Linked DNA regions of Homo sapiens: region 2 is linked to region 1. A link is a loop called in an ENCODE intact Hi-C map of the cell type or tissue named here. Cell type or tissue: A673. All regions are shown on one strand. Each heading gives the region's core, and the rest is flanking DNA. Links, peaks and the distances in the headings are about the cores only. Region 1 has its middle 230 kb from the start of MIR4444-1. Region 2 overlaps LINC01117 (long intergenic non-protein coding RNA 1117).

Region 1 (4,400 bases), core at 216-4,215:
AAATTCTCCTTGTAACCCATTGTACCTCCCCAGAGACGTTTAGAGACCGACATTCATTTAATTGCTTGAAAAGCCCAAACCAAACCAGAGTCACTGGAGCTTAGCCCACTGTTTGTTGGCTGTCTGCAGATTTACAATTTAGCACCATGTGGATCTTCCGAGCCAAACTGTTAGAAATCTAAGGGGCTCATTCTATGCCACAAAATACAATGGGCAAGAGCAGGAAAAGCTTCAAAGTCCCCAGAAGGCATCAAATCCAATTACATTGCAACACGTGTGCAGCCCTTTAAGCTGGCCATTAACATTTGGAAAATTCTTCTGGTAAATGTCTTCATATCCAATTTAGCCTTCTTTCCCCTACTCTCTACCACCCTCATTTCATAGACAGGCAACAGTAATGAGCTATATAATGTAACTCTTTAAACGAAGAATGTCATCACTTAAAAATACAAGAGAGCAGTACATGTTGTATATGTCTACAAACTGCAGTTGCTGTCTGTTAGAGTTTGTAGCAACTTTTAAATCTGTCATCACAGCATGAATTTCATACTAAGCTCCTTCCCGGTGCTCGAGCCAGGAAGCAAAAGGGGAACAGGCTGTGTCATTTATGGGCAGACAGGTATTGGGTCAAGTGTGACATCACACTCTGCTCAGGCCATAATGAGGTGAAAAAGCGAGACTGCAACAACGTGGCAGTTTGTTTACTGGGAAAATTTAAGTGGGTCTGTGTTTGGAGTTAATATAAAACTGAAACAAAGGACATGGATCACGGAATTTTTTTTTTTTTTTTTTGAGACGGGTTATGCTCTTGTTGCCCAGGCTGGAGTGCAATGGCACGATATCGGCTCACCGCAACCTCCACCTCCCGGGTTCAAGCAATTTTCCAGCCTCAGCCTCCCAAGTAGCTGGGATTACAGGTGTCTGCCACCATACCCGGCTACTTCTTTTTTTTTTTTTTTTTTTTTTTTTTTTTTTTTTTTTGGATTTTTAGTAGAGACAGGGTTTCATCGTGTTGGCAAGTCTGATCTCGAACTCCTGACCTCAGGTGATACGCCTGGCTTGGCCTCCCAAAGTGCTGGGATTACAGGCATGAGCCACCACGCCCAGCCGGATCACAGATTTTTAACAGCTCCAAACAGAGGAAAAAGGAAAAAGAGAAGAGACGTTTAGAAACTTAGTAAAACACACAAAGAGTCAAAGGATCAAAACGGGCTCCAAGCAGGCTGGTCTGTTGGCATTTTTACTGGACACATTGTTCACTCAAAATATCAGCACATCAGCCTACAGTCTAATTTTTCTTTCCTACCCATGGTTAATATTTAATCAGGGAGGATAAACTAGACCTAAAATGGGTGTGTGCATGTATGTATATTTTTTAAAAATATAGCTGACATGTTTAATACTCTGGCAGTCTTGATCAAAAATTTTCTATTCAAAGGTGGCAGGAATATAACCCCACATATCACATTTCCTCAATTCTTTTTTCATCCACACTGATATTGGGATACCATGATCAATTTCTATTTCTCCATATAATTACCTATATCAACACATGAATTTATAAAGAACCAAAAAGTACAACATTAAGATATATATGGCAAATAAGACAGGGTGAAAAAACTTTCAAGACCCAACTTTAGGCCTGGTGTGGTGGCTCGCATCTATAATCGCAGCACTTTGGGAAGCCCAGGTGGGAGGGGCATTTGAGCCCAGGAGTTTGAGACCAGCCTGAGCAACACAGCAAGACCCCATGTCTAAAAAATTTTTTTAAATTAGCCAGGCATGGTAGTCCATGCCTGTAGTCCCAGCACTTTGGGAAGCAGAAGTAGGAGGTTCACTTGAGGAAAGGAGTTTGAGGCTGCCATGATAGTGTCACCTGGGCAACAGAGCAAGGTTCTGTCTCTGAAAAAAAAAAATAGTAAAATTTTATTTTACACTTTTATGTATTTATTACACCTAATGTGAGCCCCATTCTCAAGGAGTACACGGTCTATAGGGAACTTTTATAAACAACTTACTATATGACAAGGCAGAGTGAAATCAGTACAGGTGCTAATGGCAACCCAGAAGAAGCCATTAAATCCACCTAAAATTATTTTATCTTCTGCAGAAAGAATTCCTACTCCAAAGTAGCTTCTTTTCCTGCATATCAATAAAGCAAAAGGTTCAAGACATTCCCGCCGGGAGGAGCCAAATACTTACAGAATCTAAGTCCCTACTCAAGTGAGAAAGTCACAAAGCTTCACACCATTGAAGTCCCCATAGAATTCTCTGGAGGAGCTTATTTTTCAAATTGTTCTGAATAGTTCTACTTCATCTGAGTGAGAAATTTATTCTAAGAGAAAAACTCCTATTGTAGGACTAAAAGTCTACAATTACCCTTGTGTTCCTAATTTTCTCAGCTCGAATCAGACTCTCCAGTAGCATTGGCCGAAATTTTACCAATTCTTCCCCTTTATGGAAATATTGGTTTCTTTCCACAAGTCCAATCACAAGCCCAATATTAATTGGACCCATGCTTTTTTCCTAATTATGGGCCTATTAGAAATCCTCCCCATCTCCGTGGTGATCATATCGCTCTTCATCGGCTGTAAGTTAACCCCTCTTTTGCTGTTTTCCACCTGGTATAGATGCCATTTGACATACCCAGATGCTTAGGCTACTGATTTTTCATTCTCTATCAATAGGGTAACTGGACTGCTTGATTTTTCAAATAATCAGAATAATAAAGTGGTTAAGGGTGTAATCCCTAGAATTTGTTTTTTTTTTTAAAAAAAGGTCTAATCTCAACTGTACCATGTTCATCTGTGTTACCTTTGACAAATTATTTTACCCCTCTGAGCCTTAGTCTATTCACCCAGAAAATGGGAAGAATGAAACACCTTGAGTGAAACTGTTGTGAAGATTAAACGGTACGTGAAGTACTTAGTACAACTGCAGCTCACGGTAAACATTCAATCGGTTAGTTGTTAATGAAATAATAATTATATAATGAAGAGAAGATGGTAATAACAATTATATGATAATCATGTATTATAATCATTCTTGGTAGAAGCTCATGGGGTAACATTATCCAAAACCACAGTCTTTTCTCTAGTTAATTCTATTTTAAGACCCCAGTATCTTCAATCTCTCTACCTGTAGGGAAAAATAGTGGAGAAGGAGAAAGACAATGGAAACAAAATGCAGAGACAGCCAATCAGTCAGCAAAGCCCCCACCCCATGTGCGTACAATCAGCACCAGCTGTAGTCCAATTAAACTTAATCTAGTCACATGCTCATGTGCTCCTCAGAAATTAGAGGAAATCAATTCAAATGCTAATGAGAAAGTCCATAATTTATTATCTGCTGAGGAATGCATGTTACATTAATTTTAACTGTAAACAATTATTTTTATTGCAAGATTAATTACCCTATCTTATACAACTTCCTTTTTTCATATTCTTTTAAGGAATTAGTTTTCAGTTGCTGTTTTGTGGCTCTGTCACAGTTCTTTAGCTTGAGAAAAGTATAATTAATTTAGGAATGCTGCAAATGTTGTTTTCTATTCTTCTGCCAAAAGAAAGTGGGATAAATGGCTAGGTCAAGCATGGAGAAAAATAGCTACAGCTTCTGGCCAGGATGAAAAGACATTAGAACTCAGAATGGAAGTTGGGGGAAACCACACAGAATTTAAAACGTGGGTTAATGTTGGTCAGTTCTAACCATAACATTTCTCAAAGGCTTCAACAAGCAAATCCAGTCTCAAAATTATTTCAAAGTCTCTGAAAGTCAACAAGAACTGCATGAGCTAGACTTTTCAGAGCAAGAAAGAGACTAATCATTTTTTTTCTTAAAATAGCATCAAGGCCTGGATGTATACATTTTGGTTGGAGTGACTGTTCCTTTGAGCAATCAGAAACGAATGAAATTTGCACTGTCAGAATTCTGCTCCCTTGACAAAGCTGCCCTCACCCTGACTTGACTCCCAAGGTGAATGAATATTCAATACAGTCACTTGTGAAAAATTATTCTTTAACCAATCACTTCTCAATATGGAGAATAGGATTTTAGGTAGTTGCTAGCACTCGTAGGGTTGATAGTAAGTATTCTATTATTTCTAATGAATCATTTACTTGATTTTTATGCTTTCTAAAAGTTAAGCAGGTCCATTTCCTTTATGGACACAACAAGGCTTAGCATTTTAAAGGTAAATATTTATGAAATACCAAATCCATTAGTTTACTTGCTGGCACTTTCTTAATTTAAACTTCCAAGTGAAAGTAACTGCGAGTCATCTATTAAAATTAAATTAGTCTAAATTAAATCTATAAGCCTAGTTGTTGATTTCAGTGGGAATTTGGTTAGAAAAATAGGTAAGAGAATTGAGCCTAGGGAAGGTTCAACTGCTAATTACTTGT
Region 2 (4,400 bases), core at 203-4,202, 320 kb before region 1:
TCAACATAGAGAAAATATGTGATTCTCCAGGTGCTAACATGAGATGGGATATCAATGACTAACATTATTTTCCCATCAATAATGATAATTATACTAATTAGTCCAGGCATCACACCTGTGTAAAATCCCTATCCCTATTTTACAGATGAAGTCACTGAGACACCAAAGGTTAATTGCTTGCCCAAAGCCATGTAGCAACTTGGTGAGTACCAGTATTTAAAATCTTACACTCTTGCTTCCTTAACAATGGAACAAAGTTATTGCTTGTATCACAGGAGATTGGTGTCAATGAACAATGGAGCAAAGGGGTCACATATTGCTTGTTTTAAAATTGTAGACTCTTTCTCATATTAATGGAGTCCTTTACTGTGTTTTCCAGGTTGAAGTTACTTTAGTGTCGAAAGCTCCACATATGTGCTTTTCGCAAAATCAATAGTCACCCCATGCAAACGAAGAGATGGTAATTAGAGATGGGACAGACCCCAACATATCCTTCATTTGAAGATAGAATAAATTCAGCAAGATACCTAATTATTATCATCATCTTTCACAAAAACATATGTGATTTTTCCCCCCTACCCAAATGTTTTAGTGAAAACTGCAACTGTGCATTAAAAGGCAGTTTTGCATGCATATATTCAGAGAACAATATGGAGAATCTATCCCTTGGGATAAAAAAAAAAACACCCAGCAACAACAAACTTGAAAACAGATGGTTCTGATACAGTCTGATAAGAATGTAAACAAGAAAATCTTTGTTGACTTATTTCATAGTAATCAGTAATAATTAGTTATTGTCTAGAGGTGAGTTACAAATTTCACAAGCATGGCCACGAACAGCCTCTGAAAAGTGAAGCTAAATTTGTGACATCAGTGAGGAATTACTGACCCCTGCTGAACCCTCCTTATTAACATTTTTCTTGATTGACATAAAGGAATGAAACCCTGGAAGAGGATAATTTCTGCATTCTTTGTTTTTTCTTTTGTCATCATTTGATTTAGAGATATTAGACCCCTCTGACTAATCCATGAATTTTAAGTTCTTTGAAAAAGAACTTAAATTTTCTCTACAGCTTAGAGAACTAAAGCTCTCTTTCCTTCCGTTTTTCCTTCCTTCCTTCCTTCCTTCCTTCCTTCCTTCCTTCCTTTCTTCCTTTTTTCTTCCCTCCCTCCCTTCTTTCCTTCCTTCCTTCCTTCCTTCCTTCCTTCCTTCCTTCCTTCCTTCCTTCCTTCCTTCCTTCCTTCATGGGGTCCACAGTTTAGTTGGAGAGGCAAGTTTGTAAAAAAATAACTATCACCCAGTTTGTTAAGAAGTGGGCAAGGGCTGGATGCCATGGTTCATGTCTGTAATCCCAGCACTTTTCAGAGGCCAAGGATGAGGAGGATCACTTGAGCCCAGAAGTTTGAGACCAGCCTGGGCAACAAAATGAGACTCCATCTCTACAAAAAAATTAAAAAAAGATTAGCTAGGTTTGATGGTGTATGTCTGTGGTCCCAAATACGTGGAAGGCTGAAGCAGGAGGATCGCTTGAGCCCAGGAGATCAAGGCTGAAGTGAGTTATGATTGCACCACTGCACTCCAGCCTGAACAACAGAGCAAAACTCTGTCTCAGGAGGAGGAGGAGGAGGAGGAGGGGAAAGGGTGGGAGAGGGGGAGGGAGGATGAGGGGGAGTGAAACACAGAGGGAGGAGGAGTGCCAGTGAAACACAGAGAAAAATGTAGAAGCTAGAAAAATGTAGAAGATAGAAAGGGAGGAGGAGGAGGGAGGAAGGGAGGAAGGGAGAAGGAAGAGAGAAGGAGAAGGAAGGAAGAAGAAGAAAGAAGTGGGAAAGATGGCATGGAGAGGAGTCAGGAGAAGGACTGAGTCCTTGCAGAGGAGATATTAGACCAGGTATTATGTAGTGCTATTACCAAGTCCTGACTGCAGAGATCACCAGGCTGTTGACTATGACATCCTGAGTGAATAATGAAAATTTAAACTGCTGGCTAATTCTTTGGATCAGGTGATTGTACACCATCAGTTGTGTGGGTAGCATGCAGACAAGATCATGGTATCCTGCCATGATCCAAAAGTTTGGAGAGGTGCCCTTCTTTTACAATACTTGTAATAGAAAACTTAGGCTGTATTCCTCCATGATAACGTGCCTTTGGAAAGAGTAGTCCCTTCTTTAATATGTAATTCAGCCATCTGAAAATACTTGTTATTAAAATAAAATAATACAAATAGTCTATGACAAATAGTCTAGGCAGTGCATCCTGGAAACCCTTGGCTTTTATTCAACAATATTCAAGAGCTGTTTAGTCAGTGCTTGTAACTTGTCAGACACTACTAGGCACGTGAATTAAGAGAATGAATGCTCTATGTAACTTCTCCTTTATAGAACACAAAATCTGGTTGGGAAGGACAATATCAAACAGAAAATTACCCAAATTGTTTATTAATGAAAATGTGATAAGTGCTATTGGAAGCAATAGATGCTGTTGTTTTGTCTACCCTGATTCTATTCTTCCGGTGACAGCATCTTGATTTTGTTTTGAGAACTATCCTTCACCATTGCATGCAACCTTGATGAGACTCTTAGTCGAGGGGCACTGCCCCTACCTAGTTTGTGATTCAAGCTGGGCCAGTAAGATGCCCTTTTCCAGTAATGAGTGCACTCTCTCGCTCACTCGCTCTCTCTCTCTCTCTAGTTTAATAGTATAAAGATCTTCAAAGTTTGTATTTACGTTGGTCAAAAGTAATTGCGTTTTTTACCATTGCTTTTAATGTTTAATCCTTAGCTTTTCCTTTGAGTTGAGAGTGACCCTTATATCCTTCCAACAAATTTCTTAAGTTAATCTGTTAAATTAACTGCTTGTAACCAGTTGTAGTATTTATAGCACTGCCTAAAAATCCAGGACTCAAATAACAGGTAAACTAAATTGTGGCATGATTTTGAGAGTTTGTTAGAGTTTAAGAGAATGTATTTTACTGACTGTGATGCTTAGAACATTCTATTTTGAATAGCATGAGTTGGTGACAGAGGATTAATTTTCTTCCTGTATCTGTAATAAATAACATTTCCATAATATCAGTAGTCATAATATCTATAAAACAAAATATAAATATTATAAACTTTGACAGTATAGAGCTATACCCTGACAGAAGTCCAGAGATGATGAGGTATGTTAACTTTCTTATCTGAGAGTATTAAGGTCAATAACTCTTTTCTAAAGCTGCTAGATCCAGAAATGAATACATCTATCCAACTGAAGAACTAAAAAATCATGAGTTAGCCCAAATTGGGGAGCAGGTGGGGAGGGAAGGAAGGCATATAAATGAATGAAATTCTTCATCTTTCATGCAGAGAAGTCAGCAGGTACTGGCTACCTAAGACTGAAAAATCAAGAAAGAGAGATGCAGGCATATTATTTATTTGGAGTTAAAAGTAGAAACCACTGGAAGAAATAAAATGTAAGTTTATTAATAATGACTTCCTTTGGAGAATAGATGGTAGGAGAAGGGTCTAGATAGAGGGTATAATTTGACACAAACTTGGCTGCAGAAGATCTGGCATTCCAGAAATATATGCGTCATTAACCTAGTGATGGCATTAAGAAAGCGATATTATCCCGGGCTGTGTTAAGACAAGTATTATTTGCAGCTAGGAAATAACCCTTGTGTCAAATTTATTGTAGGTTGGGCTTTTATTTGAATATTACACTTTGGGTCTGTAACTTAAAACATATGCAGGAAAATTGCATAGAATCCACGTATAGAAGAGGAAAATGATGACAGGGATTGGAGACTATGTACACAAGGAAAGGAGGTGGGTTGTTTATTCTGGAGAAGAGAAGGCTGAAGGGAGACAAAATTAACAACCTATGGGCAGTGAGGTGGAACTCTGCAGAACACCAGTCAACCTTCTCCATCTCACTGGACTGAACAGAAGAAAATGGGTTTAGACTGCATCAGGAGAAAATGTGTTTTTAAGACACAGGAAGACTTGATGACCTGTGGTTGTGACTGAACGTGGGAACAGGATGCCCTAAGAACTTTTGGAGTACTTTAGAAATAAGATAGAAATATTCATTTTCAAAATAAGGGTTTGTATTAGACTTGAGGTCCCTTTAGATACAGTAACCACATTCTATAGTTGGATGTCTGTGAACTTACATATGGAGAAAGGTTAATGATCAAGTGGTCTAAATAGTCTCACCTTGGCTGTGATTCCCAGGTAATATCTCATTAGGGAAAAAAAATCAATATTCACATTTTTTTTCTTTAAAGTACTGTGCTATCTACTGGTTCTTTTAAAATATATATGCATGCACATATATATATATAACTGTGTATCATATTTTAAGGGAAATTCATATAGTCTTAGGAGCAATAGTTATCATATTCAAAGTTTGTACC

The links. Hi-C counts contacts between places; a loop is a spot of excess contacts. Peaks named below come from ENCODE experiments on the same cell type or tissue, not always from the same donor. Only the 100,000 strongest peaks of a DNase experiment are listed, where the experiment ranks them.
Region 2: it touches region 1 in a loop (8-fold over the local background); 1 of 110 quality-filtered maps calls a loop at or near these places.

Annotation. Positions count from the first base shown.
Region 1 is chr2:176,976,920-176,981,319 of GRCh38, forward strand. No RefSeq gene overlaps it. Among named protein-coding and RNA genes, the nearest start is that of MIR4444-1, 230 kb to the right of the region's middle. In A673, for the core only: a CTCF peak has its summit at 2,175; a DNase peak (open chromatin) is centred at 3,372; H3K4me3 peaks cover 675 bases.
Region 2 is chr2:176,655,319-176,659,718 of GRCh38, forward strand. It overlaps LINC01117 (long intergenic non-protein coding RNA 1117), which reads left to right. Exons shown (of 4, transcript NR_110599.1): 3 at 146-202; 4 at 380-640. Among named protein-coding and RNA genes, the nearest start is that of LINC01117, 20 kb to the left of the region's middle. In A673, for the core only: a CTCF peak has its summit at 1,855; DNase peaks (open chromatin) are centred at 943, 1,303, 1,623, 1,953 and 1 weaker place; H3K4me3 peaks cover 3,486 bases; H3K27ac peaks cover 4,000 bases.